Linked DNA regions of Mus musculus: all the other regions are linked to region 5. Evidence: chromatin loops called from intact Hi-C (ENCODE). Cell type or tissue: left cerebral cortex. All regions are shown on one strand. Region 1 holds the start of Porcn (porcupine O-acyltransferase). Region 2 holds the start of Tbc1d25 (TBC1 domain family, member 25). Region 3 overlaps Tbc1d25 (TBC1 domain family, member 25). Region 4 holds the start of Rbm3 (RNA binding motif (RNP1, RRM) protein 3). Region 5 has its middle 2.6 kb from the start of Ftsj1. Region 6 holds the start of Ebp (phenylalkylamine Ca2+ antagonist (emopamil) binding protein).

Region 1 (5,000 bases), 50 kb after region 5:
TACATACCCATGGTGTTAAATATTTTTTTTCATTTGTAAACGTGACTATTAATTTACTCCATTTGAATACATGTTAAAAAGCTCAGCGACTGAGCATTTACCTAGAAAGCACAAGGAGGCCATGGGTTGCATCTTCAGACAGCAGGGACAGAAACAGGCAGTTTCTCTTAACCAAGAATTGCTAATCCCGCCCTTTTGTTTAACAGAAAGGGACACCGCCCAGAGTGAATGGGCACAACTTCCTTAACTCCATACAGCCAAGCATTAATCTTATTAGAACCTGTTTTCCTTAGCTCCTGGGGTCAGAATGAGGTCAAGATTGACCTGGGTGTGTTTCTCCGTTCACATTCACATTTGGAGCTAAGCCCCCTTAATGCCCTATAAGTGCGCCTTAGGGGAAATGGGCTCTTCTTGGGAGTTGAAGGTTTCATCAGCCTAAGAATAGAATTGAATGCCCAAGACTGTATCTCAGGTTCAGTAGAGAATAGTGCTGCACAAACCCTTTTGTTGATACACAGAAACCAATACAGACAGATCTTTATCAGATCCTGGGATTTTTGTTTGTTTGTTTGGTTGGTTTTTTTTGGTTTTTTTCTTTTTTATTTCTTTTTTTGCGCGTGTTCTTAGCCTCCTTCTAGTTTCTTTACAGGGCCCATTCTATTGAGGAATTAAGCAAACAAATTCAGTTAATGATAAACCAAATGCCGACTACTAACCCTTAGGGGGTCGATAAGGCACTTAGTGAGTGTTCCTAGGTGACACAGTCATTACGGACAAAAGCTTCGATCTGTTCCCTGGGGCTAAAGAACACTTGGAAATTCCTTCAGATTCCTTAAGAGATAGAAAAGGAGAAACAATGGCTTTTTTTTCCAGCTGTGACAAGGGTCACGCCAGTATGAATGCAAGAGGGACTATTGGGGCGAGCATTTGGCAGAAAAGGGGCTAGCCCCCTCCCTCCCTATCTTTTCCATTCTGATTCTCAAGGTTTATAAAATAATCATTAGGAAGTGTTTTCTTGGAAGTTGGGAAATTCTTGCGCCCCGAACGTTCCTGAGCTGGAATGGCAAGTGGCCTGAAAAAGGTACCGGTGAACCTTCTGTGCGCCGACGTGCTCCAGCGCCCCGCGCCCCTCAATCCTGCTCCTCCTCCTCGCGATGCTCGGGCTCACTCCTCCTGGTCCCCGCCCCGCTCCCGCTTTCGGATTGGAGGAACTCAGCTGCTAGCCCGCCCCGGGATTTAAAGGGCCCGCTCGGCCGCGCCGCCCTGGGAGCCACTGCTGGTCCCGGCCTTGCGGCCTGCGGGGGAGGCTGCCAGGAGGAGGTGGCGACAGTGGCAGCGGTGCGCGTCCCCGGCCCCCAGGACCACGGCTTCCTTTCTGCCAGGTAGGTCTCCAGTAGTGTGCGCGCGGTTCCCACGTTCCCATCCTTAAGCTGGCCTGCGGGGCGCGGATCTATACCCCTTGTCCTGGGACCTAGTCCGCATCACCTATAGGACTCCCTCCCTGCTATGTTCCCTGCCGGCACTTCCACTTTCCTGCAGTCCCTCGACCAGGGCAAGGCTTTGTTGCCGGCTTTTTGCTGAGTAGGGTGAGATGAAGCTCGCGGAAGATACATCCATACAAGGAGAGATGCACACGGCCCCTAAGTGTCACAGACTCCCCCTTTCTGCACTCCACATTGAGTGACTACCTTGGAAACGAAGGAGCCCACTTCTTCCGCCCCATTTGATATATAGGTCTAGAATGCATATCATTTTTATCATCATTGAACAAGACTGTTAACAACATTCTAGATACACAAGGTCCTTCATTCCCTGCGGGTCACAGGGCATCCAGAACACCCGCTGATATCACAGTTGGTGGCTCAGCCCGATGTACCTGATATTCATATCCTCCCCCAAAGCCTTCCAATAGCACCCTGGGGGGTTGGCAGCCCCAAGCTGAAGTCCTGAGTGCTCAAATCCCAACCTTGATTGTGGACAGCACCACGGACATCTCACTCCCTCTGTGTCCTCCCTTTGGCAGCTCCATCTGTCCATCCATCTGTGTGGGTCCACAATGGCCACCTTCAGCCGCCAGGAATTTTTCCAGCAGCTACTGCAGGGCTGTCTCCTGCCTACTGTCCAACAGGGCCTTGACCAGATCTGGCTGCTTCTTACCATCTGCTTCGCCTGCCGCCTCCTTTGGAGGCTGGGTAAGTGCCTACCAAACTGTGTTCCACCACAACAGATTTTATCTTATCTGTGACATTCATGGATATCAAACTACACCTTACCCCACCACATCTTACCATGCAACGTCCTGCAATGCCAAAGCAGGTCCCTACAGGTCCAGCCCCATCATATCCCATTAAGCTAAGCCCCAATTCCACCACAACACATCCTTTACATACAGCCACCTCAAGCCACACCATGGCAAGCCACATCCTGTTAAACCAAGACATGACCTTCAGCATTCCTGCACTCTGAGACGGTGGGATCCGGAACTGTCTGTGTTCCAAGGTGTTCCAATCAGATCCTGGAATGCTGCTGTTACAAGTATCCTATCCCAAAGCGTCCTAGTTACTAGGTATGAAGAGTCTGCCAAGTTGACATTTTCACATGCTGGACTTCCAAAAATGTGACATTATGAATGTCTATAATCAGGACATTGTGAAATTTCTGGATTCTTTGATTCTATAATGTTCCTGCAGTTATAGCAAAGTCAATATCCAAATGGGAAAGTTCTGAAATCCCCAGGATTCCTCTAGGATACAGGCATTTGTGAAAATCAAACGTTCTCTAATCAACTCTTTCCTCTTCATCTTAAGTGGGTGCTTTCTTTCCCCCCCCCCCAGCTTTATTATTTTGGGACATGTCAAAGCTACTGAAAAGCTGAAACAATATTAATATACATTTACATATAAAAGCCAGTCACCCTGGTTTCACAGCTAGCCACAATAGACTGCTCTGTCTTCCTGCCTGTCTATCCCGTCCTCCTCTTTCTGAATCATTTCAATAACCTGATGGCATCAGGACCCCTCACCTCAAGTCCTTCCGCATATGGTCCTTGAGAACAATCCCACCCCATACAGAACCCTAGCCGCATCCATCATCCCCACCCCTGTGACATTTTAATATGGATGCAGTCCTGTCCAACATCAATTGATAAATTTTCCTTTCAGGGTCCCTGAAATGTCCTTGGTAGATGTTGCTTTTTAAACCCAGGCCTTGCCACACGTGCCAGCTCTCCAGTACCAGCTTTGGGTCCCCTTAGACCCCAGCATGTTCTAGGCTTTTGCCCAAGTCCTTCTTCTCTTGCCAGCCTACCAACCTCCCGCTTCTTGTTTTCCCACCCTGCCTCTGTCTCTCCCTCTCCCTCTCCCCCTAAGGGTTACCGTCTTACCTGAAGCATGCAAGCACCGTGGCAGGTGGCTTCTTCAGCCTCTACCACTTCTTCCAGCTGCACATGGTTTGGGTCGTGCTGCTGAGCCTCCTGTGCTACCTCGTGCTGTTCCTCTGCCGACACTCCTCCCACCGAGGCGTCTTCCTCTCCGTCACCATCCTCATCTACCTGCTCATGGGGTATGGGTGTGCATCCTCACCCTCCCCTTGTTGGCAGAAGGCAGGCGGGGGGGGGTCCCCAAGGCCTTGATGAAGTGGTCCAAGATAGGATGGCATGAGATTCTAAGAAAGTGAAGGAGTCAGGGACCAGAGAGGATGACGAGTGTTCCAGAAGGAGACCTGAAACACGTGTCCTTCCGTGAGGCTGTACAGGATAGGTTGAACATGGGCTTTCCCTGGAGGAGGGGGTCCTGGGGATTTTTTTTTTCTTAATGTGTTATATGGGTTAGGAAGGCAGAACCCCTTCAATACCTCCGTGCCCCCGGTAGTGTCCAAAGCCCTAGGAGGCATAGGCCCAAGACCATCACCTTTTTTCCTCAGTGAGATGCACATGGTGGACACCGTGACATGGCACAAGATGCGAGGTGGGTAGCTCTCTGCCCTCCCACCTGCCCTCCTCACCTCCTGAGAGCCCTCCTGGACCTTCCCCTTCATAAACCAACCACCATACAGTGCAGGCTTCCCTTTCCCCTGACATCTTTGTCTCTGTCTCTTTCTACCTATCACTGTGTCTCCCTTCTCCTCTCATCTCACACTTGGTGCGCCCTATCTTTCATGGTGACATGCTTTCTTATCCATACACTTGACCATGGGCCCCACACATAGGGGCCCAGATGATCGTGGCCATGAAGGCGGTGTCTCTGGGCTTCGACCTGGACCGGGGCGAGGTGGGTGCAGTGCCCTCACCTGTGGAGTTCATGGGCTACCTCTACTTTGTGGGCACCATCGTCTTTGGGCCCTGGATATCCTTCCACAGCTACCTACAGGCTGTCCAAGGCCGCCCACTGGTGAGCTTCTGGGTGGCCAGGTGGGCAGGGACTGTGGGAGCCGCCATGGGGCAGTGCTCATGGATCCTTGATCCCACAGAGCCGCCGATGGCTGAAGAAGGTGGCCCGGAGCCTGGCGCTGGCCCTGCTGTGCCTTGTACTGTCCACTTGTGTGGGCCCCTACCTCTTCCCCTACTTCATCCCCCTCGACGGTGACCGACTCCTTCGCAAGTGAGCACAGCCTTCAAGGCCCCCCGTGTAGCAGTGAGGGGGTTGGGTAGAAGGCTGGGTCTTCCCAATTCTGAGCCTGTCTCTTAATGCTTCTGTCTGTCTTCTGTTACTACAGCAAGAAACGCAAAGCCAGGTAAATGAGGGCAGGTGCTGAGGGCAAGTGGGCTGACCAGGGCTGGGCCTTGGGCCAATTGCTTCCAGACATCTGAATCTGGCTGACCATCTACCCCATTACCGCACAGAGACCAAGTGTGTCTGTCTGTGGATGTCTGTTTGACCAAGATTTGGCTCTGTGACTCCATGTGTGACTGACACTCCAACACTATTGTGTCTGGATGTCCTTCTGTTGTACCACTAGAAACAAGTTCTATGACTGAAATGGGAAGCGGCAAGTGTGTATTA
Region 2 (5,000 bases), 79 kb after region 5:
ACACTGTAGCTGTCTTCAGACACTCCAGAAGAGGGCGTCAGATCTTGTTACAGATGGTTGTGAGCCACCATGTGGTTGCTGGGATTTGAACTCCGAACCTTCGGAAGAGCAGTCGGGTGCCACTGAGCCATCTCACCAGCCCCCCGAGATATATTTTTTAATGTATAATACCCAGGCCAAAAAAATTTTAAAAATATATGCCAGACTGAGAAAAGCCACTGGAGATAGAAATCAGAGTCACTGATAGAGTCATTGCTGGCCTGCCCAAAGCCCTGGCTCTGATCTCCAACACTAGCAACCCATGAAACCAGGCATGGTGGCACAGCCTGTAATCCTGCCACTCAGGAGCAAGAAGCTCAGGGTTTTCTCCAGCTAAATAGCAAGTTCAAGGCCAGTATGGGCTACTTGAGACCATCTCAGATAGATAGATAGATAGATAGATAGATAGATAGATAGATAGATAGATAGATAGATAGACAGACAGGGGTTATGAGATGGCTCCATGGGTATAAGGTGTTTGTTGCCTTGCCTAGTGACCTGAGTTGGATGCACAGTACTGACCTGGAGGAAGGAGAAAACTGACTTCTGAAAGTTGTCCTTTGACTGTCTGTCACATGCATGCTGTGGCACATGCACACATACAATAAAATGTAATAAAAATTTTAGGGCTGGAGAGATGGCTCAATGGTTAAGAGCACCGACTGCTCTTCCAGAAATTCTGAGTTCAACTCCCAGCAACCACATGGTGGCTCACAACCATCTGTAATGGGATCTGATGCCGTCTTCTGGTGTGTCTGAAGGAAGCTACACTATACTCACATACATTAAATAAATAAATAAGTAAATAAATATAGAAAAAGATTTGAACTCCCCCGCTGGCTGTGGTAATGTCCATTTTTAATCTTAGCAGTCTGGAGGAAGAGAGTTCCAGGCCAGCTTAGTCTACATGGAGAGTCTCAGGTCAGCCAGAACTTCATAGTGAAAACCTATCTCATTTTTTTCTCAAAGAGCTTAAGACACTGGGCTGGGGTGGCCACACACCTTTAATCCCCACACTCAGGAGACAGAGACAGTAGGATATCTGTGAGTTTGAAGCCAACTTGGTCTTCAGAGTTCCAGGACAGCCAGTGCTACATAGAGAAACCCTGTCTTGAAAAAACAAACAAATAAGCAAATAAATAAACAAAAAGCATAAGATGTGTTCAACGATCTAACTCATATTTAACAAACACATATTTTTATTGTGACTGAAGTGCTGTGGACCTCCTGTATACTAGACATATGCTCTATCAATGAGATAAACCAGATAGAGCTTATAACAGGGCTGACCTCAACAAACTGTAATGATTAAGTAAAACAAAGACAATGTAGGGTCGGGCAGTGGTGGCACACGCCTTTAGTCCCAGCACTTGGGAGGCAGAGGCAGGTGGATTTCTGAGTTCGAGGCCAGCCTGGTCTACAGAGTGAGTTCCAGGACAGCCAGGGCTATACAGAGAAACCCTGTCTCGAAAAAACAAAACAAAACAAAACAAAACAAAGACAATGTAGGTCCAGCACTTTTGAGACAGAGTCTGAAGGTTAGCCTGAACTATATGAAAATGTCACAAAAAATAACAACAACAAAAAAACCTGGAAAAAAAGTTTAGGAAAGAAGTAGGACCTTCAGAAAGCATACAATGTTTGTTTTTTGGTAAATTACTTAAGGAAGTATAAACAAGGATTTAGACGTGTGTAAAACTTTATCCTTGAATATAAGTGTAAATTAAGAGATTGGGAGGTGGGCATGGAGAAGGTGGCACACACCTGGAAGTTCTTGGAAGTCTGAGGTTAAAAAAAAAACTGAAGTTCAAATTATCTCTGGGAAATTAGTGAGATTCTGTTTAGAAAGAAAGGAAGAAAGGAAGAAAGGAAAAAAACTAAACAAAAAAATCTTTAGAGTACTATTTTCCCCCTTCAGGATATTAATTCGAAGGGAAGTATTTGAAACCGATGACATCATCTGTCACCAAAGGCACGTGGCAATTCAAAGCCGGTTCTGGAACGTTTATGTCAGCACGCTGTGGCCTCCTTGCCTCCCTCTTGTCTCTCTCAAGCTCGTCCGTTTAACGCGGCGGTTCATGAATCCGGAAGTAAACTGCCAAAACAACGGCGCCACGGACCGGGCCAGGCAGGACCTGGACAGGCACTTACACACAGGCAGTAAAAAGTAAAATTCTCCACTCTGGGAGGCGGGGTTCCAGGCAAGAGCACTCTAGGCGCATGCTCAGATGCGACCTCCAGCCCAAGCCAGGTGGGAGGGGCAGGGTCCTACAGCACCTCTGCGCCTGCGCTCTGGTGCAAGGTGGGGCCGCGGGCGCCCGCACTGTTGGGTGTACGTTAGGGTACGGGTAACTATCGGTTATCACCTGGACAGAGACGACAGCGGCGGGATGGCAACCACCTCCGCGGCCTCGGACTCGGCGTGCTCGGCAGCGCCCCCGCCCGTCGGAGGTGCCCAGGCGGCCGCGGCGGTTGAGGAGGAGGAGCGTGAGGTGGTACGGGTCCGAGTCAAGGTGAGGCTAGCCTGCTTGGGCGCCCAGTGGACGAAAAGACCGTAACTGTCCTAGGATAGAGCATCAGACCTGAAATTTGGGGCGTGACTTGGAGACTGGGGGCGAGGCTGGAGAGCGGAATTGATAGAATGAAGGCGTGGGTTTTGGGGACTTGTCGTTGGGTGTGGAACTGTAGAGGAGACAGGGCCAATGGAGTGGATGGGTGGAGCCTACGGGTAGAGAGGTGGGTTGTAGGGTTACCGGAGGGGCCTCTGGAGTCCAGAGGAAGGAAGGAGGTGCTGTCGCTGTCAGAAGGGATAGTCCTAAAGTCAGTCAACAAATAGCTATTGAGAGTTCACTTTTGTCCATGTCCCACCCCTGAGCCCACGTGCTTGTGGGAGGGGGACAAAAACAATTAAATGAGATATTTTGAACATTGGTGAATATCAGGAGAAAGTGATAGGAAAGGTTAGGATCTCTAGGGAGTTACTTTACCCAAAGCTGTATAGGAAAATCCCCTAAAGAGGACTCAAGTCACAGAGACCTGGATAATAATAATAATAACAAAATGTTAGCATATGCATTTAGGATGGGAGAAGAGTTCTAGGTAGAGGGAACACCTAGATGAGTGTGGTATGTTCCTGTAGGTTCCCATATTGTTGGAGAAGGAAGCCTGGGGGCAAAAGTAATAGACAATCAGGAGGGAGAAGGGCACATAGGACAGCTTGTGACATATAACACACTCTGAGGAAGGAACCCGTTGTGATACCTGCAAGCAGTGACCGGTGGCTCAGACTGGAGTGCCAGAGATCACTTTTGGGGTGTTAGCGCTCTAAGGCAAAGGTTTTAGTAAGCCAGATGAAGTGGGAAGGATGTTCACTCTGAGAGAGGTCAGCACACAGAAGTCTGGAAAGCATGTACTCAAAGGAACTCTCAACAGTTTGATACCAGTAGAGCCATAAATACATCTCAGAGTGGAGGGAGGGCTAGCTCCAGCACCTAGGTTTGCTGTTGAAGAAGGATCTGAGCAACAAACAGTGTTACAGGGAGATTTGCACTATGGGGGGTGGGGGGGAGTCACTGATTTGATTGTGTCAAGCTGGACATGGTGATTCTGGCAACCATATTTAAGGGACTCTGGAAGGACTGGACACCTGGACTACTGCATTAGCCTTCGTTCCTGCCAGTCTGCTTTGGCAGAGCAAACATGGACCCTGTAAATTCAAAGGACATATCATCTTTTCTCTGCGCAGAGACTTCCTGTGACTTCCCCTCGCCCAGAACAAAAACCAAGAACATCTCACCTAAAACCTGGTCCCTCCCCTGTCTTCGACTCCTGCCTTCTGCCACTCTTTACCTTACCCACCCTTTCCACACGGTGATGTGCCCCCTCATGGCCTCCCCCTGTCCTCTTTCCACAGAAATGTGAGAGCTTCTTGTCCCCTGAGTTCCGCTCTTTTGCGGTGGATCCTCAGATCACCTCGCTGGACGTGTTGCAGCACATCCTCATCCGAGCCTTTGACTTAAATGGGTGAGTGGGAAGATGAAGCAGGGCGCTCATCTTAAAAGTCACTGCCAGGTTTCTGGGGTTTGGTTTTGTTGTTTGGCTGCTTTTTTTTCCAAATAATTCCACAGTGAATAGGTGTATCTTGCTTGGAATCTGTGAGAAAAGTCCTAAGAAAAAATTAGCAGTAGTATTTCTGGGCTACTTAAAAACTTTCAAGGAATAGCTGGGTGATGGTAGTACACACCTTTAATCCCAGCATTTAGGAGGCAGAGGTAGGTGGATCTCTGTGAGTTCAAGGCCAGCCTGGTCTACAGAACAAGTTTTAGAACAGCCAAGGCTACACAGAGAAACCCTGTCTCAAAAACAAACAAACAAACAAAATCCTTCAAGGAATGTTTTCAAAATGACTCTCCAGACAGGTTTTACCTGCACAGCACAGAAAAGGTTTTGCTGGATATGGTGGTCCACACCTTTAGTCCGGGGACTCTGGAAGCAGAGGCACACACATCTCTGACAGTTCAAGGCCAGCCTGGTCTACAGAGTGAGTTCCAAGACAGCCAGGGCTACACAGAGAGACCTCTCAAACACATACACACACAAGACAAAAGAAAACATTTGTTTCACCAAGCATGGTGATATCAGTACTATGGAGGCTGGGACAAGAGGATCAAGGCCACTCTAAGCAACATAATGAAACTGCCTCAGAAGTATAAAATCACTTTCTTTCTTCCTGTCCTCCCAGACAATGGTTTCGCAAAATTTGCCAGTCTGATAGCTGAGAATTGATATCACTTGGGGGCAGGTGGGTTGGTTATCTTGTTGTGGGGGACTGAATTTAAATAGTGTGAAATTGATCCATATTTAGGATGATCCTTGGTTTACAGTGATCATCAAGTAAAATATCTGTGTATATAGTTGCACAAGTGGATCTGAATAGATTTGTAGTTGCAGTTGAACATTTG
Region 3 (5,000 bases), 91 kb after region 5:
TAATCCCAGCACTTGGGAAACAGAGGCAGGCAGATTTCTGAGTTCGAGGCCATCCTGGTCTACAGAGTGAGTTCCAGGACAGCGAGGGCTACACAGAGAAACCTTGCCTCAAAAAGCGAAACAAAACAACACAAAAGTCCTACATACTCTAGGGAACACTATGCTTAACTTTATACATCTCTCTCACACACACACCTTCTGCTTGAGTGATCAGTTTGCTGTATAACCTTACAGGTCCTTTACTCTTTACAAACAAATTTAGTCATATGTAGGGACATGAGAGTATATTCATATTTATATACAATTGGCTTATGATCTACATGTTATACTCTTTTTATAAAACGTTTTAAAGCTATTTGTATTTTATGTACATTGGTGTTCTGCCTACATGTATGTCTGTGTGAGGGTGTCGGATTCCCTGGAACTGGAATTACAAACAGTTGTGAGCTCCAACATGGTTGCTGAGAATTGAACCCAAATGCTTTGGAAGACCATGATATACTCTTAAGTGTCGAGTATATGGACTGTGTAGTATAATATTGTTAATGCCATTCTTTAAAAATAAAAGATTTACTTAAATATACACAGCCTTGTGCCTGCATGTACACCTGCAGCAGAGGGCATCAGATCTAATTATAGATGGTTGTGAGTCACCATGTGGTTGCTGGGACTTGAACTCAGGACCTCTGGAAGAGCAGCCAGTGCTCTTACCCACTGAGCCATCTCTGCAGCCCTGTTAATGGCATTCTTGAGATCATATTGCTTTCCTTATTTATTTTCTGTGTATAGGTGTTTTGCCTGCATGTGAATATGTGCACCATGTGCATGCCTGGTGCCCAGGGAGGACAGAAGAGGATTAGAGATCTTGGGGCTGGAGTTACAGATAGTTGTGGGCTGCAGTGTGTGTGCTAGGAATAGAACTAAGGTCCTCTATTATGAGCCCAGTGGCTCATAACAGCTGAGCCATCTCTCCAGCCCCTTGAGTCCATTTTCATGGCTCTGAAAGCAACAAGCATGTGACTCAGTGGAAGGTTGAGTCTCTCTGAGGAGCCCATTTCGCCTCTACACTTGGTAGATTATCAAGCCAGGACCTTGAACCAATTTGGACATTTGTGATAATTTTCTTTATATTATTATTATTATTATTATTATTATTATTGCTACTAATAGTTTCCTTGTTTGTCTGTCTCTCTCTCTATCTATCTGGGTTTTTTGAGCCAGGGTTTCTCTGTGTAGCCCTGGCTGTCTTGGAACTCACTCTGTAGACCAGTCTGGCCTCAAACTCAGACATCTGTCTGCCTCTGCTTCCTGAGGCCAGCCTGGCCTACACAGAGAAATCCTTGAAAAGCAAAAAAAAAAAAAAAAAAAAAAAGAAAGAAAAAAAAACTGTCTGGGGCTGGAGATGTAACTTAATAGTATAAGAATGCTTATACAGGGCTGGAGAGATGGCTCAGTGGTTAAGAGCACTGACTGCTCTTCTGAAGGTCCTGAGTTCAAATCCCAGCAACCACATGGTGGCTCATAACCATCTGTAATGAGATCTGACGCCCTCTTCTGGAGTCTCTGAAAACAGCTACAGTGTACTCACATATAGTAAATGAATAAGTAAAAAAAAAAAAAAAAAAAAAAAAGAATGCTTGTACAGTAGTAGTATGCATAAGTCCTCTACAATGCTCACCGAAACAGCTGGGTAGAGGACCACATGTCTGTGATCCTAGCAATCAAGAAGCAGAAAGAAGCAAAGACAGGAGGATTATTGTAAGCCCCTGCAATCGGGCTGAGACAGAAGGATTTCTGTGAGCTCAAGGCCAGCTTAGGCTACATAATCAGAAACTTTCTCCCTCTTTCTCCCCCAACACAAAGGGAAAACAATTGAGATAGTTGCGAGATTGAGGCAGAGATGACAAGTTTAAGACCTGCCTGCGCAGTGGGTTCATGGTCAGCCTAGGCAGCTTAGTGAGGCCATCTCAAAACAAAAAACAAAAAGCTCTAGGGCTGGGGCTGGATGCTGGCTCAGTAAGAGGACTCGCTGCTACTGCAGAAACCTGGCTTCAGTTCCCAGCAACCATATGCTAGCTTAAAACTGTCTTTAACTCAGGTTCCAGGGGCTCTGCTGCCTTCTTCTAGCCTCCATAGGCACCAGGCTTGCACAAAGTGTACAAGCATGCGTGCAGGTAAATCCACTCATACACATAGAGAGAAATATATTTTAGAAAGAAAGAAAAGGTATGGGCTGGAAAGCTGGCTCAGCAGTTAAGAACTCATAGTGCTTTCAGAGGATCTGAGTTCTGCTGCTTCCCAGCACCAACAATGCAGCAGCTCATGGCTGCCTGTAACTCTAGCTCCAAAGACTTTTATACCTTCTTTATACCCCTTAGGGGTGTGTGTGTGTGTGTGTGTGTGTGTGTGTGTGTGTGTGTGTGTGTGTGTACCACCTACATGCCTGGTGTCCTTGGAGGCCAGAGGAAGGCATTGGACCCCTTAGAACTGGAATTAAGGTGATTGTGAGCCACTGTGTAGGCCCTGGAAGTACAAGGACCTCGGGAAGAAGTTAGTGGTGTTTGTTTGTTTGTTTGTTGTTTGTTTGAGACAGGGTTTCTCTGTATAGCTCTGTATAGCTCTGGCTGTCCTGAAACTCACTTTGTAGACCAGGCTGGCCTCGAACTCAGAAATCCACCTGCCTCTGCCTCCCAAGTGCTGGGATTAAAGGCATGCACCACCACGCCTGGCTAGTGGTCTTAATCACTGAGCCATCTCTCTAGCCATATATATGTATGTATGTGTGTGTGTGTGTGTGTGTAACTATATATATATAACACACACTTTTTTTTAGATGGGGTCTTACTATGTAGCCCTGGCTGGCTTGAAACTTACAGAGGTTCACCGGCCTCTTCTTCCCAAGTGCTGGGATTTACATAGGGCTAACACTATTATGTTTAATGACAGTGATTTTTGTGGTCAGTTTTAATTTTTAAAAAAGCCTTTGTCATCCTCCTGATGTTCTTTTTCTTAGCTATTCTTAAACATGAATTTGTTCTTGTGAATCTTAAAATAATTTCATGCAGTTTCAGGGGGAAAACATTAGAATTCTGGGGTTTTTTTTTTTTTTGTTTTTGTTTTTTTGTTTTTGTTTTTGTTTTTTGTTTTTTTTTTTTGGTTTTTCGAGACAGGGTTTCTCTGCGTAGCCCTGGCTATCCTGGAACTCACTCTGTAGACCAGGCTGGCCTCGAACTCAGAAATCCACCTGCCTCTGCCTCCCGAGTGCTGGGATTAAAGGCGTGGGCTACCACACCCGGCCTTTCTGATTTCTATATTAGTTTAAGGTTTGGCAAGTTTGACAACTTTATGATGAAAATGTAGTATGTATCATATATATTATATAATACCACAGATAGGGTCTGGGCCAGAAGCCCATATTGAAATGCTTGGATGTGTCTGCAGGAAATGTGTGCACACTCACCCAAAGTGGGTTATGTAAAGACTATTTATAGCCTCTGTTAGCCCATGCCAGGTTTTCTCACTCGACAGGTTTGTGTTTGCAGAAATCCTGTGCCTGTTTTTAAACACACTTTCAATTTCCCTACTGTTTATCAGTATTTCATAAATGGTTTCTCTTTCCCCGTTGACTCCTTTTAGCCTTTGAAAGTATATTTGTTCTCTCACTCCCTACCTCCTTTCCTCGTACCACCCCCGTTTTTCTTTGTTTCCTCTCTTCTCCCTGCTTCCTCTCTTGGTCTCATACAATCCTTCCTTCTCTGCCCCCCAAGTACCAGCATTATAGGTTTTAGGTATGGGCTACTAGTAGAGTTGGCTGGCTGACACTGTTTGTGGTCATACTGTTGCTGGAGCTTTCTATTTATGTGTGCCAGGTTTATCTTAAAGTTTCTTTTCTTTTCAACTCCACCCCACCCCTGCTTTTGTTGTTGTTTTGTTTTGTTTTGTTTTTGTTTTTGTTTTTTTGAGACAGGGTTTCTCTGTGTAGCCCTGGCTGTCCTGGAACTCACTCTGTAGACCAGGCTGACCTCAAACTCAGACATCCGGCTGCCTCTGCCTCCAGAGTGCTGGGATTAAAGGCGTGCGCCACCATGCCCGGCTCACTCCTGCTTTTTGAGGCAGGTTCTCACAATATATCCTATATCAGCTTTGGACTTACTGTGTAGCCCATGCTGACTGTCAACTTGTGCCTATCTGGCTCACAAATATGAGCCACTTTTTAAATATATATTTATGATTTTATAAGTCAGGCAGTGGTAGCACACACCTTTAATCCCAGCACTCAGGAGGCAGAGGCAGGTGGACTTCTGTGAGTTTGAGACCAGCCTGGGCTACAGAGTGAGTTCCAGGACAGCCAGAGCTATACAGAGATCCAGTCTCAAAAAAACAAAAAAAAGCACCCCAAATCTATGTGTATTATTTCCTGTGAATGTATTTGTAGCTATCCACCACCCTCATCAGCATGTGAATGGGCTCTGAGGGAGCCTAGTTGTCTACACTGTATGCTAACTAGCCCTGGCCAATTGATGAGCCATTTCTGTTTTCTTTTTCTTTCTCCCCCACCACCTCTTGAGACAGGGTTTCTCTGTGTAGCCCTGATGTCTTGGAACTTTGTTGGACCAGGGTGGCCACAAACTCAGAGATCCCCTTGCCTCTGCGTCTGCCTCTGAAGTGCTAGGATTAAAGGCATGTGGCACCACACCTGGCCTAAAATGGTCTTAAGTTGTGTTTGGCTTTCATTCTGGAATTTATTCATATTTTATGTGTATGGTGTTTTGTCTGCACGTTTTTGTGTACCATGTGCATGCACTGTGCTCATAGAGGCCAGAAGACAGGGTCAGATGACTTGGGATTGGAGTTACAGGCAGTTGTGAGCTGTGCCTTGTGGGTACTGAGATTTGAACCTGTCTCCTCTGAAAGTCCATCTAATACTCCTAACTGAGGAGCTATCTCTCCAGCCCCTTGGTGAGCCATTTCTTTACATCAGAAAAGTGTCCATCTATTTA
Region 4 (5,000 bases), 110 kb after region 5:
AAATAAATAGATAAAGTTAGTCACAGTGATGCACATCTGTAGTGCTAGGTAGGAGGATTGAGAGTGTGAAGCTATCCTGGGCTATGCGGTGAGGTCCAGGCCAACCTAGAATACATACAGACCCTGTCTACATAGAGACCCTGTCTCCCTCCCTTCCCTACACTTGCTCTGTGTGTGTGTGTGTGTGTGTGTGTGTGTGTGTGTGTGTGTGTGATGTAAATAAAGATATTTCATGCTCTTTGCTGGGAAGATGTATTAGGTATCTATTGATATCAAATTAGCACAAAGCTTAATGAGTATATCAGGCATGCTGCTGCATGCATTAAGTTCGAGCCTGTGTGAGGCTCAAGGGGCAAGGGAACTAAGCACCAATTCACAAATTGAGTTACACAGTCTCAAGACAAAACAAACATCTGTGGTTTTAGACGGTCGGGGTTCTGGGATTGGCCTAGCTAGGTGACTCTGATTCATAGCATTCATATACCATCCATCCAGGTGTCAGCCTACACAGTAGTGTAGGTGTGGATCCACTTCTAGGAAGGCCTGTTCCTGTACCTCTTGGCAGTATATCACAGTTCCGTGTCACTTTAGTCCCCTCTTTAGGACTGCTCTTGATAAACCAGCAAACATGTCACAGAAAGCTCAGCCTGCATGAGAGAACAGAAAACCAAAGTGCCTTTCAGCGACCCAGTCACGACACACTCTGACTTGTGCTTCAATTATTTTGCACATTATAATTGCTCCCCTAAGTCCAGTCCATACTCAAGGGGCAAGAGAACTAGGCTCCAATTCTTTTGTCTGGCGTTTTTCTTGGGAGTTTGGCAGATGGGTGTAACTAATTAGGTAGCCCAGGCTGGCCTTAAATGCAAGAACCTACTGCTCCAGGCTCCCCAAGTGCTAGGATTTCTGGTCTAAGTTATCATACCCAACTAAAGTGCCAGATCTTAATGGGAACAGTATCAGTGTGCACATACCTTAAACCCTCACGTAATATGACGTTATTCTCAACTCTACATTAAATGCAATTTCAAAAATCATCCAATTTTTGTTTGCTTATTTGAATACGGGGTCTCACCATAGGCTAGCTAAAGTTAGCCTGGAACTTGTTAAAGCTCCAATTCACAACCCTGCCTCAGTTTTCTGATAGATGGTGATGAGGCATCTGGTTCAATGGCACAGTAAAAGCAGACACAGCTCTCTCTCTTTGTTGGGATATAAGCCAAGGGACTTGCACATACTAGGAAGGCACTCTGCCACTGAGCTGAACCCTATAGAAGGACTGAGGACCTTAAACTAAAAGCAAAAGTATACAGCTAACGTAATAAGCTGCAGAAGAGTATCTTTGGGACCTGGGCAGGGAGGATTTCTTTAAAAGTACAGACACGCTGGTTGTGGTGATGATCCCAGCACTGAAGAGGCTGAGGCAAAAGTTTTATGAGTTCCAGGGTGACCTGAGCATACAGTGAGGGACAGACCACAGGGTGAGAAATATTAGAACAACAAAAAGTATTCAACTAAAGATAACTACTTACAAATTTAATAAAAATCCATGAAAATCACTGAGAAATGTGGGAATAAGCTTACCAGGAATTACAGATGAATGGCATCCAAAGGGTAGCAAATCGATTTGTGGTGGGGTTGGTGGAGGAGTGGGAGGCAGGCCTTTACAATGTTGAACAAATTTATTCTAGGAGTCAACAATGTAGAGTTCCTGGAGGCAAACAAGTTATTAGGCACTGAAGGCTGGGAAAGATCACATCGTCAGGCAGTGGACTTAGACACTACTTGCTATGGATTTCATTATGTACTGCAAAAGTTCATCCTTTCGATCAAGACCCAGTATCCCGAATAGAGAGTAAAATTCGTTTAGTGGATTGAGATTTGCATCCTTTGAAGCTAGGCTACCTGGCTTGCTGAACGCATTATCAGGCGTAAAGAGACTGTCAGATAAGGATGCAAACTTAAGTCAGAGGATGACACCAAGGGAAGGAGTCCGCTAACACACAGCTATATGTTAGGAGGAGGGGCTAAGCATTCGGAAATGTAAGGTTTGACAGGAAGAACTCTGAAGGCCTCGGGGCCTTAAGGGATATGCAGTTAAAGGTCTAAAAAGAAAAGATTGGTTTCTGAGGACGGCAGTTCGCTGGCACCGACCTACTGTCAGTTAGGACTTCCTATGGAAAGGGAGAGATGACGTCAAAAACACTGAAAATGACGTCAGGGAGGAAAAGGCTCTATGGATCCAACCGTTTGAGATGGAAAGGGGGCCAGTCTCTCGGGCAGAAAGGAGATGCTTATAGGAGAACGCACTGAACTCATAAAGCTCCTCTCGATTCCCGGAAGCGGCGAGGCAAATTGCTGCCTCCGCCTTCCTCGTCCTCTTCCCAACCCCCCCCCCCCGCTGGCCTCAACCAATGAGCACGCACGCCAGGGCGCGCTGGGGGACGTTGTGTGACGTCTCGGCTACGCACGCTTTATCAGGCGTCTTCCCGCGCCGCAGTCTCTCTGTTCTCCCGGTTCCTTCGAGCTCGTCGTCTCTGCCGTCCTCTGACTTTTAATTTCCAGGTAAGCGCCTTCGCCTTGCTCAGCGCTCGTTCCCCACCTCACTTCCTTGCCCTCTATGGGCGAGGGACGAGGGCAGGAAGAGTTGTGGCCGCTGATATGTGGGCTTGAGCTTTGAGGAGGGTTAGTCCCAGGCTCGAAGGCAAAAATGTATTCATTGTGAGGCGGGCGTGCTGCATCGGAACGGGAGAAATGCCGGAAGGCACGGGCTCGGGCGGCGGCGGGGACCACGCGCCAACCTGTACCGGCTGTCCCTTCCCACGTGACCGCCGCCATCTTGTTCTGCGGGGAAAGAGGAAATGCAATGCTGCTGTAGGCCTGCGCGACCGTACAAAATGACGGGCGTGGCAGCCTGGGATGTTGTGGGCATGCGCGATAGGAGTCATCAAATGGCGGATGGGCTCACCCAGCCTTGCTGGTTCCCGCCTTTTCTGCTCCCGAGCCTCTTGCCATTTGAATTGTCTCTTTTAACCCATTTTCTGTCTTCGCTGTAATTCTCTGTATCCGGATATTGTACACCTCACTACCTGCCACATTGACTCCCCAATAATTCGTGCACTCCCTTTAGGACTTGCCTTCTGCCATGTCGTCTGAAGAAGGGAAACTCTTCGTAGGAGGGCTCAACTTCAACACCGATGAACAGGCACTTGAAGACCACTTCAGCAGCTTTGGGCCTATCTCTGAGGGTGAGCCATGGACCAGCCCCGGGGTTGAGGGTTGGTGGAGAAGAGCTAGTCTAGAACTAAAACCTGAAATTCTCTTTAACTTCCATGTCTGTACGGTAACGGTTAGGCTGAAATAAATTCAGTTGGATACAGGATTTTTTTTTTTTTAAACAGGAGCGGGGGGGTTGGCGGGGTCCTAATTCTCCCAAGTGCTATTTGATCTGTGGCTGTGCCTGGCTATTACTTTCTACTTAGATGTTAGGGTTCTAACATTTGTCTTTCTGCCCCTCCCCCAGTGGTTGTTGTCAAGGACCGGGAGACTCAAAGATCCCGGGGTTTTGGCTTCATCACCTTCACAAACCCAGAGCATGCCTCAGATGCGATGAGAGCTATGAATGGAGAGGTGAGGCCTCCTGCCTGCACAGGGGCCGTCTCCCTGTCTGCCACTTTCTTCGTTCTTTCTGTTTTCCCTCTATGTCTGCCAGGGGCAGCGTGGCCACTCACAGGAGCATGACTGCCTTCTGTTCTAGGGGGTGGAGGGCAGCGGCAGACAGAGCCGGGCTGCCTGGGAGGCGACGACTGGTCCTGCATGAGGCGGAGAAGCCACCTGTGGATGGTTGACCTGCTCTGGGCTTAGGTAGTAGAGTCTGCAGAGCTGTGGGCCTGGCAGAGGACCGGAGAGGACCTCGTGAGTCTGCTGGGATGGACTCTGAAGCCTCAGACCGAGAGAGGTGTCTAGCCCTAATAGTCGGGCAGCTTAGAGGAGTGGGGAGGATACGTCAGCCTGAGTTCAGTCAAGATGTAAGTAGTAGCAGGGGAGACCGGTGGATTCAGGTCTTTTTGTGGGATTCCATAGCTCCTGGTGAAGCCATTCTGGTCAGCGGAGCTTGGCTTGGACGAGGCACCCAGAATTTGGTGCCCAGCAGGAATTTCTGGGCTCTTGCCTACACCTACCTGCCTGTGCCCATTCTTCCCTCATCCCTACTGTGACTGACAATTCCTTGTGTCTGTCTCCTTCCCATACCTAGTCCCTGGATGGGCGCCAAATCCGAGTTGATCATGCAGGAAAGTCTGCCAGGGGATCCAGAGGGGGTGCCTTTGGTGGGCGTGGTCGCAGTTACTCTAGAGGTAAGTGCAGTCATGGTTTGATTATGAGATTAAGTAGCGCTATTTAATGTTAAGAGCCTATGTCTGAACAGCTACTATTTGAATATTTTTCTGTAGGTGGTGGAGACCAGGGATATGGAAGTGGAAGATATGACAGTCGTCCTGGAGGATATGGATATGGGTATGGGCGGTCTAGAGACTACAGTGGCAGGTGGGTATTGAGAGGTTGGGATAGTCAGGTACCAGTGTTTTTAAATCTAGTTTATGCTGAAAATGGGAATTTTACATAGTGCTCATATTTTATGTATCCTGTTTATTATACATTTTTTAAGAGTATTATGTGGCTTGGATATATCAAAGGTCAATTGCCCGTGCCCACCATGTACCAATCTCAAGAATACAGTCTCCATCACCTGAAAACTGACTAACATTTCTATTGTGAATCTGCTATTATGAAACATGACATGTATAGTTTTTAGTGTTTAATGTCTACAATGTAGAATACATTCTTGTAAAACAATATCGCTTTTTCCCAGAAGCCAGGGTGGCTATGACCGCTACTCAGGAGGAAATTACAGAGACAATTATGACAACTGAGATGGGGCATGCACACAAAATGTAGGTGAGACCTGAAGATTGGCATTGCGTCAACCTGTTATCATCAGA
Region 5 (5,000 bases):
AACAGGACATAGGAAGCATCCAGCAGGATGAGCACGGGCCCCCGTGCCCCCCACTCCCTCCCCTTTTGTGGAGCAGTGGCCTGTTTGAACCCTTCCTTTCTCACACTTGTTTACTGCAGCCAGGTTCCTCTCACCCCACAAGGCTCTCTTGAGCTCCACTGACCAAAATGTTGCTTCACCTTTCTTGTTTAATGTAACATTTTGTTTCTTCTGTAGTGATGGAGCCTCAATTTAGAGCCTCCATCCTTGGACCTCACACACACACACACACACACACACACACACACACACACACCAGGCAAGTGCTCCTCTATAACTGAGCTGCATCCCAAGCTGTCCCTCCTTCTTTGGCTTTCAGGTCCCTTAAGTGGTTTTTGCCACATAACAGAGCCTCGTCACAGCCCCACCCAGAGATATTAAAAAAAAAAAAAAAGCCGGGCGTGGTGGCACATGCCTTTAATCCTAGCACTCCGGAGGCAGAGGCAGGCGGATTTCTGAGTTCAGTTCGAGGCCAGCCTGGTCTACAAAGTGAGTTCCAGGACAGCCAGAGCTATACAGAGAAACCCTGTCTCAAAAAACAAAAACAAAAACAAAAACAAAAAAAAGACAGATTTCTTTTAAAAAAAAAAGATTTATTTATTTACTTATTTTATGTATATGAGTACACCATTGCTCTCTTCAGACACACCAGAAGAGGGCATCAGATCCCATTACAGATAGTTGTGAGCCACCATGTGGTTGCTGGGAATTGAACTCAGGACCTCTGGTGCTCTTCACCGCTGAGCCATCTCTCCAGCCCCCTATCCAGAGATTAAAATAACAAAAACAAACAAACAAACAAACAAACAAACAAACAAAAACCCTGTTCTTCAGGGATGTTTCTGTCTCTTCCTAGGACCTCTCTAGAATACAGAGTAGCAGCGTAGAGTCCACAACACTTCTCAATGGATAAATGCAATAGCCACACAAGAGAGATGACCTAAGATGGATCTCCAAAACCCAAGTAAAAGTCAAATGAAGTGGCATGCATCTGTAATCCTGGCACTCATGTAGTCCAATGGGAGGCAGAGACAGGAGTCCAGAAGTTAGCATTGCCTTCTTCCTGGGCTACATAAAGCAGCAGCAAAAACAGTGAGAGAAGAGAATCTAGCTCAACAAAGGGAAAGGCAGGAACCAATTTCCTAAAGTCATCCTCTGACCTCCAGACAAGCACTCGCACACACACACAATTTTTTCTGAGACAGTATCTTTCTATGTAACCTTGCCTGGCCTGAGTGCACTCTGTAGACCAGGCTGGCCTCAAACTCACTGAAATCCTCTTGCCTCTGCCTGCCAGGTATGCACCACCAGCCTCTGCTTAAAAAAAAAATTAATAATAAAGCATAAAGTGAGGCTGGGGGTGCAGCTCAAAACTCTTTACCTTGTTTGCATAGGTCCCTGGGTGCTTGGGCAATAAAAGAAAATACAGAACATACTGAGAAGAAAATGAGGAAACAGCCACAAAAGGCTAGTTGCTATGAACTGAGAACAGACCCTGTTCTAGGCAGTAGGGGGCAGCAGAAAGCATCACAATCGCCTCCCCCCCCACCCCGCCCACCCCCCCCACCCCCCCCACCCCCCAACCCCCCCACCCGCACCCTCCCTGCACCACCACCATTCAAAGACATGGAGAGTCCGTCTTTTAGTTCTCTGAATGCTTGCCGAAGTTCTTCCCATTCAGCCTTTTGCGTTTACTGCTCCCTTTTCTTGCAATGCATTTCCTCCAAATATCCTCAGAGTGTGCGCTCCTGCTCTGAAGACTGAGGCAGAAAAAATGGACTGAGCCCACAAGGTAGAGGCCAGCCTGGGCAACCTCTCAAGATCTCATCTCAAAAGGAAGAAAGGGTAATGCAATCCTTTCTTTATTGTCTGTTCTTTTCATCTTACTTTCTCGCCACCCAACAAAACATCATCTATTTGCTGGCCATGGTATGTCACACTTGTAATCCCAATGCTATGGAGACTAAGGCAGGAGGACCAAGTCTTAAGGACAGAGTGGGCTATATAGGAAGACCCTACCTTAAAGATAAAACATTCTCTTTTTTTTTTTTAAGATTTATTTATTATATGTAAGTACACTGTAGCTGTCTTCAGACACTCCAGAAGAGGGAGTCAGATCTCGTTACGGATGGTTGTGAGCCACCATGTGGTTGCTGGGATTTGAACTCTGGACCTTCGGAAGAGCAGTCGGGTGCTCTTACACACTGAGCCATCTCACCAGCCCCCTAAAACATTCTCTTATCTAGTTACTAGTATACCTGTATTTAATAGTTTTCTTACTAAATGTATAGAGACATATTACCATATACACTGTATGTTATATGTATAGGGTGATGCCTAGGTTTTATACATGATACACAATATATAAAATATTTACTATTTTTCTTCAGTTCCAGGAGATCCAATGCCCTCTTCTGGCCTCAAAAGGCACCAGGAATGCCTTTGATTCCCATACAGATATGAAGGCAAAAACACGCACACACACAAAACAAAATAAAATCTAAAAATAACTTTTTTAAAGAATTACTTATTTATTTTATGTATGTGAGTACACTGTTGCTATCTTCAGACACACCAGAAGAGGGCATCAGATCCCTTTACAGATGGTTGTGAGCCACCCATATGTGGTTGCTGGGAATTAAGAGCATTTTAACTATTGAGCCATCTCTCCAGCTCCTAAAAATAACATTTTAAGAATTCAGCAGTACACTGGAAACAACATATATAGGTTTTCACAAGTAAGCTTGTTCAATTTTGAGAATTTTGTAAACTGACTGTTAAATAACTATTGTTAATATTGAAACGCTAGGGCTGAAGAGTTGGCTCTGTGGTCAAAAGTCCTTGTTGCCCTTGAAGAAAACCCAGTTTCAGTTCCCAGCACTGACATGATAGCTTACCATCATCCTGACTCCAATTCCAGGGTCTGACACCTCCTGAACTCCTTAAGCTGCAGACGTGCATGTTTTCTGCATATACATGTAGAAAAAGAACACTCATACATATAAAATTAAATTGATCTTTAAAATGAAATGCTGATTAATCTCAGCATTAAGAAGGCAGAGGCAAACAGATCTCTGCGAATTTGAAGCTAGCCTGGACTACATAATGAGTTCTAGGACACCCAGAGCTACATAGTAACTCTCTGAGAACCTGTCTCAAAGAAATAAAATAAGAAATTCAGAACACTAGGGTGGGAAAAGCTGAAACCTCAGCACTTGGCAGGTGGGGAGTGGTTTGTGGGTTGGAGATCAGCTTGACCTATGTTGAAACCATGGGGAGAGGAAGAGAAAGAAAAATAATACTGTGAACTTAACGATTAAGTGGATAGGATTTTTATGCATAATAGATACTCAAAATGTATCACTTCCCAGTTATCTGACTATATCGCATTCATTTCCTATGTTCTTGAAGCCATTTCTCTTTTTGTATGGTCGAATTAATACATAATGATGTCCTGCTGCACCTGTGTTTAGACTACACATGGGTGACTTAAAATCTGACCAGATGATAGATAATATGTAAACCATGGAAACTAACAAATGCTACAAACAGGCCCAATCCCCTACCCTGCCAGAAGCCAGTTAACCATTTACCAGCGCATTGCTGAGAGCACTAGAATAGTGCCTAATACACAGTAAATACTTTCAATTATTGTGTTTCATGCACTAGGTCATGACATGAGCACACACACAAGAACACATACATAGGGGCTGGAGAGATGGCTCAGTGGTTGTTGGGATTTGAATTCAGCACTTCAGAAAATGAATTTTTAAAGAACATATACATATTCATACATGCATATATGCTTTAAACTTTTATTCGCCGGGCAGTGGTGGTGCACGCCTTTAATCCCAGCACTTGGGAGGCAAAGACAGGCAGATCTCTGAGTTCGAAGCCAGCCTGATCTACAGAGTGAGTTCCAGGACAGCCAGGGCTATACAGAGAAACCCTGTCTCGAAAAAACAAAAAACAAAAAACAAAAAGAAAGAAAGAAAGGAAGGAAGGAAGGAAGGAAGGAAGGAAGGAAGGAAGGAAGAAAGGAAGAAAGGAAGAAAGGAAGAAAGGAAGAAAGGAAGAAAGAAAGAAAGAAAGAAAGAAAGAAAGAAAGAAAGAAAGAAAGAGAGAGAAGGAAGGAAAAAGGAAAAACAAAAAATACAAAACTTTTATTCATTCATACATGTATTTATTCATTCGTTCGTTCGTCCGTTTATTTATTTATTTATTTATTTATTTATTTATTTATTTGGGGGAGGGGGCGCGTGACAAGTGCGCATGTTGGGGATCAAAGGACAACTTGCAGGAATCAGTCTTCTTCCATCCATGACCTTGTGTATGGGGAATCGAACTTGGGTGGTCAGATTTGGCGGCAAGAGCCTCTACTCAGTGCGTCTCGCAAATCCGTAGACATGCTTTTCAGTGGTGCGGGTGGAGGCGGTGAGGGCAGTGGTGGTGGTTAAAATGTATTAAAAAGTATTTGGAAAATATACAATTAGAAAAGGATGTGCATCCGATTAACACCGTGAATTCTAGATAGGTGATTATCCCTTCTTTTCAGATGAGGAAACTAAAGTTCTAAGGTGGCAAAATTGAAAGCACTTCAGTCAACCGGTAGAAGTAGGATTCAAAATTGCAAATCGTATGCGGTAGCTTCCCGGTAGTAAAATTCAAAATTGCTCGCCGTAGCCTCCAGGTTAGCTTGCTTTCGCAACAGACTTTTCACTTCGCGTGGTCACGCTCCACCCCCTTTGCGTAATTTCCTTTCCCTCCAGACTTAAAGAAAAATGGGCGTGGTCGTGCCCGCTGAATTTTGGGAAATGTAGTACATAGGTTAAATAACCGTCCCGATGTAAAAGGGAAAAGGCGGCCAAGTAAGTTATCTTGTCTGAGTGAGCGGGCGATGGGGGAGGGGTGGAAGTTTCCCACGTCAAGGTCTCTCCGTGTAGCCAGACTAGCCGAGAACT
Region 6 (5,000 bases), 62 kb after region 5:
AGAGCACAGACTGCTCTTCCAAAGGTCCTGAGTTCAAATCCCAGCAACCACATGGTGGCTCACAACCATCTGTAATGAGATCTGATGCCCTCTTCTGGTGTGTCTGAAGTCAGCTACAGTGTACTTACATATAATAAATAAATAAATCTTAAAAAAAAAGTTTTTCCTTCAGATTGAGTGTAGAGAATCTGAATTTGCAGCTAGGCACTCAGGAGGCAGAGGCAGGCCCTGTCTCTGAGCTCAAGGCCAGCCTGGTTCATGGAGTTCTATAGGCTGGCCTGAGTTCCAGGACAGCCAGGGTTACACAGAGAAACCCTGTCTCCTAAAAAAAGTAAGTAGGTAAAGCTCTGGGTGTTTTTTTTTGTTTTGTTTTGTTTTGTTTTGTTGTTATTATCATTTCAGTCCAGGCTGACTTGAAACTTGTTTGTCAAATCTCAGTCTCCCTAGTGTGAAGATTACTTGTGTCTCTGGGCAGTGGTGGCACACGCCTTTAATCCCAGGACACAGGAGGCAGAGGCAGGCGGATCTCTGAGTTCAAGGCCAGCCTGGTCTACAGATGAAGTTACTGGACAGCCAAGGCCACACCGAGAAACGCTGTCTTGAGAAAAAGAAAGATTACGAGAGTCAGCCGTCAAGCCCACTTTGGTTTCTTTTTAGAGAAAACGTTGCTCTTTGTTTCAGCCTCCCAAATCGACATTATAGGCGCACACCACCATGTCAGGCTTTACCACTTCTTAAAACATTTTAGTTCTGGCTGTGGTAGTACATGATTTTACTCCCAGCACTCAGGAGGCAGAGGCAGGTGGATTTCTGTGAGTTTGAGGCCAGCCTGGTCTACATAGTAAGCTTCAGGCCAACCAGGGCTACACACACACACACACACACACACACACACACACACACACACACACAAACCCTGCCTTGAAAAAAAAGACTTTAAGGCTGGGAGTATAGCTCAGTGGTAGAGCCTTTGTCTGCCTGCCATGCTTGGAATGTGATCTTTAGCACCCCTAAAACAAACCAAAAAAGTAAGTATTGTAGAGACTCACTGCAAAATGTGCACACATTCAATTTTATTCTATTAACCCACTTCCTCAAAGCATATCAAAAACATACACTCTATATTTTAATTTCTTTCCCCTTGAGACAGGGTTTCTCTGTGTAGCCCTGGCTGTCCTAGAACTCACTCTGTAGACCAAGCTGGCCTCGAACTCAGAAATCGGCCTGCCTCCCAAGTGCTAAGTGCTGGGACTAAAGGTGTGCATCACCACGTCTGGCTTCCCCCAATTTTTTAAGTACACAGTCTTCCTTTTTTTTTTTTTTCATTGCAAGAATTTGTCAGGGTTTACTTTGTCCTGTATTGGTAGACACTCAGATTTCTAGTGGTCTCATATACAAACGACCTCAGGGATCAGCATGACCCACCACATCCAACATATTTTTAAAATAACTCTTTTTGGTGTGCTGGAAATCAAAACCTGGGGCCTCCCCATGTAGACCCTCCCATCAAGCTGTATACTCAGCCCCTTAAAATGATCTTTAAAGAAGAAGAAACCAAACTGTATCTGGTCACCCTTGATAAGCACCTAGACCCTTCTTTTACTCAGGAATATGAAATACCAAAGATCCCTGGGCAAGAGATGGGTTTTCCGGAGACTCACTGTCCTTGTTGAATTTCAAAATCATGACTTGTTTCTCTCCCACAGGGCTACGGCATGGCATACACTGTCCACAAGTGGTCAGAGCTCAGCTGGGCCAGTCACTGGGTCACTTTTGGATGCTGGATCTTCTACCGTCTCATAGGCTGAGGCATATGACCATCATAATCCCCTTCAATACCCCTCCTTAGGGTGCCAACTCTGATGGGGGATGAGAAAAGACCCTTTCTCTACTCCTTTTCCCTTATCCATTCTTGACCCCCAACACCCCTCCACACAACATAGGAACACACACAACTTTCTATGCCTGTCAATCCTCACCCCGCCACCAGGCAGGAAGGGGGTGGTCCTTATTGGGCCAAGGAACGATGGATACTTGGGAAAGCAGACAGGAGCAGATCCAGGGCCTCTGCGCCTGCCGTCTCCCTTTTTTATATGCAGTTTGTTATTGTCGAATAAAAGTAGAACTTACACAACAGGCTCGGTTTTTTGGTTTTTTGTTTTTTTTTTTTTTTTTCACTGATCAGAGGGGAAAAAGGGAAAGCAAAGAAATTCCACCACACATAAAGGTTTGGAAACTGAAAATCGTGGAGAGGGAAAATAAAATTGTGATCTATTCGCGATGAATTCAACATGGTCTGTGATTGGCTAATGAGTCTATGATGGCGGGGTCCTGGTCCTGCTTGCGTAGAGCAGGGACAGATTTTGTGGGGGAGGCTTAGTAATACTTCATGGAAAACTGGGGGATCCCTGTACTGATTGGTTCGTCAGATTCGAACGGGGCGGGGTAGGGCAAGACAGAAGAAGGGTTGATGCCTACTGGTCCGTAGGTAATAATTAAAATGACAGTTTGAGATGATCAATATTCTGACTAAATGCTGACGAGGTCTGTTTGCCAACTTGTTTACCGTCATGCCTTCTGTTTGGCTTTTAAGAACTGGCACTGTTGAGAGTCTACACCAACTGCTCAGCAGGAGTGAGGGTTTGAAGGTGACCGATGCTGTTAGGACTGGAGAGTTCTGAGCTCTGGTGGGCGCTAGGTTTGTTTGTACTGAATGTAATCCACCTGTCGTATTCTCTGCATTTGGGCTAAGAATGGGTCCGGGAACTGATTGGTTGCCTAGAAAACTTAGAAGACCACGCAACTCCGGTCACTAGCAAATGTTGAGGGTTTCAAATTTCAGCCTCATCTTGTGCGATTGATAAGAGGGCAGGGAAATTGAAGCTCAGAATAGCATAGATTTGCTATCGGGAGAAAGCGCCCACAGACCTTGGAGGTCTCCACCCTACTCCTGACTTGGTCTCAGCCAACAGGGAAGATGACACCATAGGCGAGGACAGGGCCTGCGACATTCGGAGGACTCCTATTGGCAGAAGCCACCTTCTCCACTTCACTATTGGTCCGCTCCATCGGGCGGGGAAGCGCTAGAGCTGAGCGGAACTGGGGCTATTAGGGAGCCTGCAGGTCTTCCTGGAAAGTCGCAAGCCTGTGTTAGGAAGTCGCCCTGCGATCGCGCCGCCTGGGGTGAGTGCCAGCCAGCTTGTCCGAGCCCCTCCACGTGCCCAGACCCTCCACGACAGCGGTTTGCCTGCGAGTCCTGCCCTACCCTGCGCTTGCGCGGGACCCGGGCCCTAAATCGGTTGTCCAGACGACGGAAGACTCGCCCTCTCGTTGGGCAGCTACAGTGGAGGGTTCTGGTTGTGATTGGTGGTCTCTGGGCTTTGTTTTCCTTTCTCTTGGTTAGCGCCGCCCGTGAGACCCCTGCTTTTGCTACTTCTAGCTTGTTGCAGGGTGGCACACTAATTGCCTGGACTCTTGCTTTTGAAACGTGGTGCTTGGGGCCGCAGCTCTGATTCCTCATCTCTGCAGCCCCCTGCGGGTGGGAGTAGCGTCCAGTTAAATCTCAGCCACTGGACCCTGCAGTGCACCCCGACTACATTCCTGTGTCTTTCCAACAAACTGAGCCCCAAAGTGCTAGGACCTGGCTTGTTGACAGTGACTCGCCCACCAGACTGTGATCATACTCTGTGACTAGCAACCAGAAGTACAACTCGATGATGCTGGCAGTACAATCTGATGATTCCTCTTTAGAGCCTCAGGAGCCTCTGCCTAGGTGTACCAGCGGCCTTGAAACCCGCTGTGTCAGAAAAAAACGATAGGGGGTATCACAATGAAGCAAAGTTAGAGAGTTTCTGCTGCACTTGACAAAGGAAAGGAATGCACCTAGGCACCCAGCAGAAGCTCTTTATCTGACTTGGAGGTCTTGGAAGCTACTTAATGTCTAAGTTTGTTTGAATGTAGTATCTTGCTATTTAGTTCTGGCTACCCTGAACTTTCTGCCTCCCAAGTGCTGGGATTAAAGACCTGCGCCACCATGCCCAGCTTCCCCGAACTTTCTAGGTAGACCAGGCTAGCTATGGCAATGCTTCAGCTTCGCCCCGCAGAATGTTGGGATTTCAGGTATGTGCTACCATGCAGTGTTATATAACTGAGTGGAAATATTAAGGAAAGTGTGAGCCGGGAGGTGGTGGCGCACGCCTTTAATCCCAGCACTTGGGAGGCAGAGGCAGGTGGATTTCTGAGTTCGAGGCCAGCCTGGTCTACAAAGTGAGCTCCAGGACAGTCAGAGCTATAAAGAGAAACCCTGTCTTGAAAAAACCAAAAACAAAAGAAAAGAAAAAAAAAAAGGAAAGTGTGTGGTTGGGGACTTTTTTTTTTTTTAATGCACTGTGCTTAAGCAGTAGATTTCAGTACTTACTTGCCGGTGAAGATGGTAGAGAAAACTTGTTGATCAAAGAAATCTTTATGCATGTTTGGCAAGGACTTTGGATTTGAGTCCATTACCCAGTTTTGACAGGTTTGTGCTGTTTGTTTCGCAGAAGGGTTTATAGTTCTTTTACAGGTGACCTTGTCAAATACGTCAACATCTCTGCCATTCCTACCGAGAGAGTGAGGAGGACCTTTTTCCTTCTCATGGCTACTCGATTTTCTACCTAGCTCTCCTGTCACAAGCCAGGCCCGCTTCTTGTTGCTATACTTGCCAGGGGCCTCAGCCAAGCCTTTATTCTTTATAAGGTTTCAGATCTGAGCTATGGTCCCTTTTTAAGATTTATTTTATTTTATATGTGTATTTGAGTATTATGACTATTATGAGTATTATTTTATATGAGTATTATGACTGCATGTATGTATGTGCCCACAGAAGCCAGAAGGTGTTGGATCCCCTGGAACTGGAGTTAGAAATGGTTGTGAGCCACCATGTGGGTGCTTGGAATTGAACTCAGGTCCTTTGCAAGAGAAAGTGCTCTAAATCACGGATACATCCCCAGTTATATTCTTTT

The links. Hi-C counts contacts between places; a loop is a spot of excess contacts. Peaks named below come from ENCODE experiments on the same cell type or tissue, not always from the same donor. Only the 100,000 strongest peaks of a DNase experiment are listed, where the experiment ranks them.
Region 1: it touches region 5 in a loop (3-fold over the local background); 13 of 42 quality-filtered maps call a loop at or near these places.
Region 2: it touches region 5 in a loop (2.8-fold over the local background); 3 of 42 quality-filtered maps call a loop at or near these places.
Region 3: it touches region 5 in a loop (4-fold over the local background); 5 of 42 quality-filtered maps call a loop at or near these places.
Region 4: a loop joins it to region 5, with 4 times the contacts of the local background. A loop is called at or near these places in 8 of 42 quality-filtered maps.
Region 6: a loop joins it to region 5, with 2.4 times the contacts of the local background. A loop is called at or near these places in 14 of 42 quality-filtered maps.

The regions. Positions count from the first base shown.
Region 1 is chrX:8,202,757-8,207,756 of GRCm38, reverse strand. Porcn (porcupine O-acyltransferase) reads left to right here and starts at 1,232. Exons shown (of 15, transcript NM_023638.4): 1 at 1,232-1,382; 2 at 2,024-2,192; 3 at 3,369-3,561; 4 at 3,922-3,965; 5 at 4,207-4,388; 6 at 4,468-4,598; 7 at 4,714-4,731. The coding sequence starts at 2,057. It overlaps Gm33135 (a long non-coding RNA gene), which reads right to left and starts at 2,050. Exons shown (of 3, transcript XR_878043.1): 1 at 1,967-2,050. In left cerebral cortex, no CTCF peak of the experiment used is centred here; DNase peaks (open chromatin) are centred at 1,203, 1,630, 2,040 and 2,435; H3K4me3 peaks cover 1,953 bases; H3K27ac peaks cover 1,686 bases.
Region 2 is chrX:8,173,263-8,178,262 of GRCm38, reverse strand. It overlaps Tbc1d25 (TBC1 domain family, member 25), which reads left to right and starts at 2,339. Exons shown (of 6, transcript NM_172478.4): 1 at 2,339-2,552; 2 at 3,953-4,062. The coding sequence starts at 2,430. In left cerebral cortex, a CTCF peak has its summit at 2,483; DNase peaks (open chromatin) are centred at 2,255 and 2,669; H3K4me3 peaks cover 1,536 bases; H3K27ac peaks cover 638 bases.
Region 3 is chrX:8,161,714-8,166,713 of GRCm38, reverse strand. The region is part of intron 3 of Tbc1d25 (TBC1 domain family, member 25); the gene reads left to right. Among named protein-coding and RNA genes, the nearest start is that of Tbc1d25, 12 kb to the left of the region's middle. In left cerebral cortex, no CTCF peak of the experiment used is centred here; DNase peaks (open chromatin) are centred at 2,121 and 3,446.
Region 4 is chrX:8,143,203-8,148,202 of GRCm38, reverse strand. It overlaps Rbm3 (RNA binding motif (RNP1, RRM) protein 3), which reads left to right and starts at 2,323. Exons shown (of 7, transcript NM_001166410.2): 1 at 2,323-2,565; 2 at 3,131-3,248; 3 at 3,524-3,630; 4 at 4,256-4,355; 5 at 4,452-4,545; 6 at 4,874-4,952. The coding sequence starts at 3,146. The coding sequence ends at 4,931. Rbm3os (RNA binding motif protein 3, opposite strand) reads right to left here and starts at 2,776. Exons shown (of 3, transcript NR_033561.1): 1 at 2,472-2,776; 2 at 1,585-1,711; 3 at 239-647. In left cerebral cortex, no CTCF peak of the experiment used is centred here; DNase peaks (open chromatin) are centred at 2,439 and 2,870; H3K4me3 peaks cover 2,230 bases; H3K27ac peaks cover 1,143 bases.
Region 5 is chrX:8,252,536-8,257,535 of GRCm38, reverse strand. No RefSeq gene overlaps it. Among named protein-coding and RNA genes, the nearest start is that of Ftsj1, 2.6 kb to the right of the region's middle. In left cerebral cortex, CTCF peaks have their summits at 1,525 (motif pointing right) and 2,612 (motif pointing right); DNase peaks (open chromatin) are centred at 2,629 and 4,852; H3K4me3 peaks cover 745 bases; H3K27ac peaks cover 474 bases.
Region 6 is chrX:8,190,984-8,195,983 of GRCm38, reverse strand. It overlaps Ebp (phenylalkylamine Ca2+ antagonist (emopamil) binding protein), which reads left to right and starts at 2,472. Exons shown (of 5, transcript NM_007898.3): 1 at 2,472-3,183. It overlaps Porcn (porcupine O-acyltransferase), which reads left to right. Exons shown (of 15, transcript NM_023638.4): 15 at 1,707-2,138. The coding sequence ends at 1,808. In left cerebral cortex, a CTCF peak has its summit at 1,990; DNase peaks (open chromatin) are centred at 2,027, 2,401, 3,024, 3,632 and 1 more place; H3K4me3 peaks cover 1,997 bases; H3K27ac peaks cover 1,132 bases.